Regions from separate parts of the Homo sapiens genome. Here region 2 is linked to region 1. A link is a loop called in an ENCODE intact Hi-C map of the cell type or tissue named here. Cell type or tissue: heart left ventricle. All regions are shown on one strand. Each heading gives the region's core, and the rest is flanking DNA. Links, peaks and the distances in the headings are about the cores only.

The links. Peaks named below come from ENCODE experiments on the same cell type or tissue, not always from the same donor. Only the 100,000 strongest peaks of a DNase experiment are listed, where the experiment ranks them.
Region 2: a loop joins it to region 1, with 5 times the contacts of the local background. A loop is called at or near these places in 90 of 110 quality-filtered maps.

What each region holds. Positions count from the first base shown.
Region 1 is chr6:110,171,383-110,174,298 of GRCh38, reverse strand. The region is part of intron 2 of WASF1 (WASP family member 1); the gene reads left to right. Among named protein-coding and RNA genes, the nearest start is that of WASF1, 6.8 kb to the left of the region's middle. In heart left ventricle, for the core only: no CTCF peak of the experiment used is centred there; no DNase peak of the experiment used is centred there.
Region 2 is chr6:110,381,269-110,384,184 of GRCh38, reverse strand. No RefSeq gene overlaps it. Among named protein-coding and RNA genes, the nearest start is that of METTL24, 24 kb to the right of the region's middle. In heart left ventricle, for the core only: no CTCF peak of the experiment used is centred there; no DNase peak of the experiment used is centred there.

The DNA.
Region 1 (2,916 bases), core at 270-2,769:
TTTGTACTTAGAAATTTTGGTGAATGCTGTAAAGGAAAAGAAGAGGGAACTGGATTTACACTGGGAGTCAGGGGAGGCTTCTTAGAGGCAAGATTAGTGGAAGTTAGCTAGGTGGAAAAGGAAGAGAATTCAAAGAACAGGTGAAACAGTTAAAGCTTAGTGTAAGAGGGATTGTGACTTGATATGAGGTTGCAGAGGTAAACAGAAGCCAGACTATGCAGAGGGCCTACGTGAGGTTTGGTTTAACGAGGTTAAGGATTTTAAGTCTATTGGGGAAGGCCATGAAGAGTTTTAATCGGGTTAATTACTGGATCAGATCTGTCTTTTGTAAAGATCACTTTGGCTTGGAAGGGGCCAGAGATACCAATCACAATTCTGTTCATTTCTGTGGTTTATTGGCCTGGTTTTAGACACTTTTTTACTAAGCCAAGTCACTCAGAACTTTTCCTGGGTCCTCCATGCCCAGAGGTTGAATAATTTGTTTTCTCTTCAGTTGCTGAAGCTGTGAGATACAAAACTCTGGAACTGTTAATGGCCTTGTTTCTTGCCCTGTGGGCTAGATAAGCCAGGGCTTCTAGAACAAAGAGTGCAAAGAAGCAGATGCACAGAGTCCTGACTGTATTTGAGTTCCTTTGTCCATGGTCCTGAGATTGGGTTCCAGAGACATCCTAGTTACCTTTGTCATAAGTCCTCCTTTTTGCGTAAACTGTTAGAATTGTATTTGTGGTACTTGTCAACCAGCAAACTGAGTCCTCTCATAGATCAAGTAATTTGCTCAAGGTCACATGGCTAATAGAAATGGAGGTGGAATTTGAGCACAGATATGTGTGATTTCAAAGTCCCATTTTTTTCCTACTCCCTTATGCTGCAAAGGTACCATTTCTTAAACTAAAGGTCCTAAAGAAATTCTAAGTAGGTGGGTTTTGGGTGTGATGACATCTGTTGGATGATGATGACAGCAAAGTTTTTTTGTTTTTTTGTTTTTTTAATTTGGTGTGCTTGATAGTAGTTAGTCCAGCATGTAGCCATTCTTTATTCCTAACCTAGCCAGGTCTACTCCAATAAAGTTACATTGACTAACTTATTTGAAAAGAAGAAAAGCTTATGTGTCAGGGCATGGAATAACTTGTTTGATTCCTTTACCAAAAAAGTCAAGTGTGTTATGTTTTCACCTTATGCTACAAAAGTAAGTTTGTTTTCTAGTTGTTTTAATAGGGACATCTTGCTAAATTTGTTAAATTTGCTAAATTTTTATAACATGCATGTGCTACAGGTTATGCCAGAGAATTGTGAAAGGGTTAAACGAAAAGGGAGGAACAGTGAAGCATTTTATATTTTAGTCGAGGATGAAGACTAGCACTCACTTCTTAAAATTATTTTTATAGATTTAGAGGGTACACGTACAGTTTAGTTACATGGATATATTGCATAGTGGCAAAGCCTGGCTTTTTAGTATAGTGTACATTGTACCCATTAAGTAATTTCTCACCCCTCACCCACCATCTATCCTTCCACTCTTCAGAGTCTCCATTATCTATTATTCCACTCTTTATGTCCATGTATACAAATTATTTAGCTCCCACTTATAAATGAGAAAATATGGTATTTGACTTTCTGTTTCTGAGTTAGTTCACTTAGGATAATGGCCTCTGGTTCCATCCATGTTGCTGCAAAAGAGATTATTTCATTCTTTTTAATGGCTGAGTAGTATTTCATTGTTTGCATTTAAATTTTCTTTAATTATCCATTGATGGACACTTAGGTTGATTCCATATCTTTGCTATTTTGAATAGTGGCACTGATTTTTTTTTAAACCAAAATAAAAGCCCTGTGTGGTACATCATAATACACAACTACAAATTTATCAATTTTGTTATTTTCAAGGAATCTTCATTTAGTTTCATTGTTTTTTTCTCTTGATTTCCTGTTTTCAATTTCATAGATTTCTGCCTTAATTATTCCATGGTGTATATGTGCCACATTTGCTTAATCCAGTCTGTCATTGATGGACATTTGGGTTGGTTCCAAGTCTTTGCTATTGTGAATGGTGTCGCAATAAACATACGTGTGCATTTGTCTTTATAGTAGCATGATTTGTAATCCTTTGGGTATATACCCAGTAATGGGATTGCTGAGTCAAATGGTAATTCTAGTTCTAGATCCTTGAGGAATCGCCACACTGTCTTCCACAATGGTTGAACTAATTTACACTCCCACCAACAGTGTAAAAGCGTTCCTATTTCTCCACATTCTCTCCAGCATCTGTTGTTTCCTGACTTTTTAATGATTGTCATTCTAACTGGCGTGAGATGATATCTCATTGTGGTTTTGATTTGCATTTCTTTAGTGACCAGTGGTGATGAGCATTTTTTCATGTGTCTGTTGGCTGCATAGACGTCTTCTTTTGAGAAGTGTCTGTTCATATCCTTTGGCCACTTTTTGATGGAGTTGTTTGTTTTTTTCTTGTAAATTTGTTTGAGTTCTTTGTAGATTCTGAATATTAGCCCTTTGTCAGAAGGGTAGATTGCAAAAATTTTCTCCCATTCTGTAGGTTGCCTGTTCGCTCTGATGGTAGTTTCTTTTGCAGTGCAGAAGCTCTTTAGTTTAATTAGATCCCATTTGTCTTATTTTGGCTTTTGTTGCCATTGCTTTTGGTGTATTAGTCATGAAGTCCTTGCCCATGCCCGTGTCCTGAATGGTATTGCCTAGGTTTTCTTCTAGGGTTTTTATGGTTTTATAGATCCTTCTACTTTTCTAATACAGACTTCATGATATTTTCAACTTAAAATAGGTTTATTGGGATACAACCCCGTTATAAACTGCGGACCGTCTGTATATATACTTGGTGCCATAAATTTCCCTCCAAGCACTGCTTTTGATGTATCCCACACATTTTGATAAATTGAATTTTCATTT
Region 2 (2,916 bases), core at 301-2,800, 210 kb before region 1:
GTGATGAGTTTTTTTCATGTTTGTTGGCCACATAAATGTCTTCTTTTGAGAAGTGTCTGTTAATATCCTTTGTCCACTTTTTGATGGGGTTGTTTGGCTTTTTCTTGTAAATATGTTTAAGTTCCTCATAAATTCTGGATATTAGACCTTTGTCAGATGGGTAGATTGCAAAAATATTCTCCCATTCTGTAGGTTGCCTGTTCACTCTGATGATAGTTTCTTTTGCTGTGCAGAAGCGCTTTAGTTTAATTGGATCCCATTTGTCAGTTATGGCTTTCGTTGCAATTGCTTTTGGAGTTTTAGTCATGAAGTCTTTGCCCATGCCTATGTCCTGAATGATATTGGCTAGGTTTTCTTCTAGGGTTTTTATGGTTTTGGGTTTCATATTTAAGTCTTTAATCCATCTTGAGTTAATGTTTGTATAGGGTGTAAGGAAGGGGTCCAGTTTCAGTTTTCTCCATATGGCTAGCCAGTTTTCCCAGCACCATTTACTGAATAGGAGATCCTTTCCCATTGCTTGTTTTTGTCAGGTTTGTCAAAGATCAGATGGTGATGTGTGGTGTTATTTCTGAGGTCTCTGTTCTGCTCCCTTGGTCTATATGTCTGTTTTGGTACCAGTACCATGCTGTTTTGGTTACTGTAGCCTTGTAGCATAGTTTGAAGTCAGGTAGCATGATGCCTCCAGCTTTGTTCTTTCTGTTTAGGATTGTCTTGGCTATACGGGGTCTTCTTTGATTCCATATAAAATTTAAAGTAGTTTTTTCAAATTCTGTGAAGAATGTCAATAGTAGTTTTGTGGGAATAGCATTGAATCTATAAATTACTTTGGGATCTATGGCCATTTTCACGATATTGATTCTTCCTATCCGTGAGCATGGAATGTTTTTCCATTCGTTTGTGTCCTCTCTTATTTCCTTGAGCAGAGGTTTGTAGTTCTCCTTGAAGAGGTCCTCACATCCCTTGTTAGCTGTATTCCTAGATATTTTATTATCTTTGTAGTGATTGTGAATGAGAGTTCCTTCATGATTTGGCTCTTTGCTTGCCTGTTGTTGGTGTAAAGGAATGCTTGTGACTTTTGCGCATTGGTTTTGTATCCTGCAACTTTGCTGAAGTGGCTTATCAGTTCAAGAAGCTTTTGGGCTGAGATGATGGGGTTTTCTAATATATAAAATCATGCCATCTGCAAACAGAGACAACTTGACTTCCTCTCTTCCTATTTGAATACCCTTTATTTCTCTCTCTTGCCTGATTTTACTGGCCAGAACTTCCAATACTATATTGAATAGGAGTGGTGAGAGAGGACATTCTTATCTTGTACCAGTTTTCAAAGGGAATGCTTCTAGCTTTTGCCCAGTCAATATGATATTGGCTGTGGGTTTGTCATAAATAGCCCTTATTATTTTGAGATATGTTCCATCAATACCTAGTTTATTGAGAGTTTTTAACATGAAGCGATGTTGAATCTTATCAAAGGTCTTTTCTGCATCTATTGATGCAGGGGTTTTGTCTTTAGTTCTGTTTATGTGATGGATTACATTTATTGATTTGCACATGTTGAACCAGCCTTGCGTCCCAGGGATGAAGCCAACTTGACTGGGGTGGATAAGTTTTTTGATGTGCTACTGGATTTGGTTTGCCAATATCTTATTGAGGATTTTCGCATTGATGTTCATCAGGGATATTGGCCTGAAGTTTTCTTTTTTTATTGTGTCTTTTCCTGGTTTGGTATCAGGATGATGCTTGCTTCATAAAATGAGTTAGGGAGGAGTCCTTCCCTTTCAGTTGTTTGGAATAGTTTCAGGATGAATGGTATCAGCTCCTCTTTGTATTTCTAGTAAAATTCAGCTGTGAATCCATCTGATCCTGGGCTTTTTTGGGTTGGTAGGCTATTAATTACTGCCTCAATTTCAGAGCTTGTTATTGGTCTATTCAGGGATTTGACTTCTTCCTGGTTTAGTCTTGGTAGGGTGTATGCGTGCAGAAATTTATCTATTTCGTCTAGATTTTCTAGTTCATTTGCATAGAGGTGTTTATAGTATTCTCTGATTGTATTTCTGTGGGGTTAGTGGTGATATCCCCTTTATCATTTTTTATTGTGTCTATTTGATTCTTCTCTCTCTCTTCTTTATTAGTCTAGCTAGTGGCCTATTTTGTTAATTTTTTTTTTTGGTTGTGAATTTCTTTTATTTATTTATTTATTATTATACTTTAAGTTTTAGGGTACGTGTGCACAATGTGCAGGTTTGTTACATATGTATACATGTGCCATGTTGGTGTGCTGCACCCATTAACTCGTTATTTAGCATTAGGTATATCTCCTAATGCTATCCCTCCCCCCTCCCCCCACCCCACAACAGTCCCCGGAGTTTTTTCAAAAAACCAGCTCCTGGATTTGTTGACTTTTTTTTTTAGGGTTTTTTCATGTCGCTATCTCCTTCAGTTAATCTCTGATCTTAGTTATTTCTTGCCTTCTGCTAGGTTTTCATTTAGTTTGCTCTTGCCTCTCTAGCTCTCTTAATTGTGATGTTAGTGTATTGATTTCAGACCTTTCTAGCTTTCTGATGTGGGCATTTAGTGCTATAAATTTCCCTCTTAACACTGCTTTAGCTGTGTCCCAGAGATTCTGGTACGTTGTCTCTTTGTTCTGATTGGTTTCAGAGAACTTCTTGATTTTTTCCTTAATTTCATTATTCACCCAGGAGTCATTCAGGAGCAGGTTGTTCAATTTCCATGAAATTGTGTGGTTTTGAGTGAGTTTCTGAATCCTGAGTTCTAATTTGATTGCACCATGGTCTGAGAGACTGTTTGTTATTATTTCTGTTCTTTTGCATTTGCTGAGGAGTGTTTTACTTCCAATTATGTGGTCAATTTTAGAATAAGTGCCATGTGGCACTGAGAAGAATGTATATTCTGTTG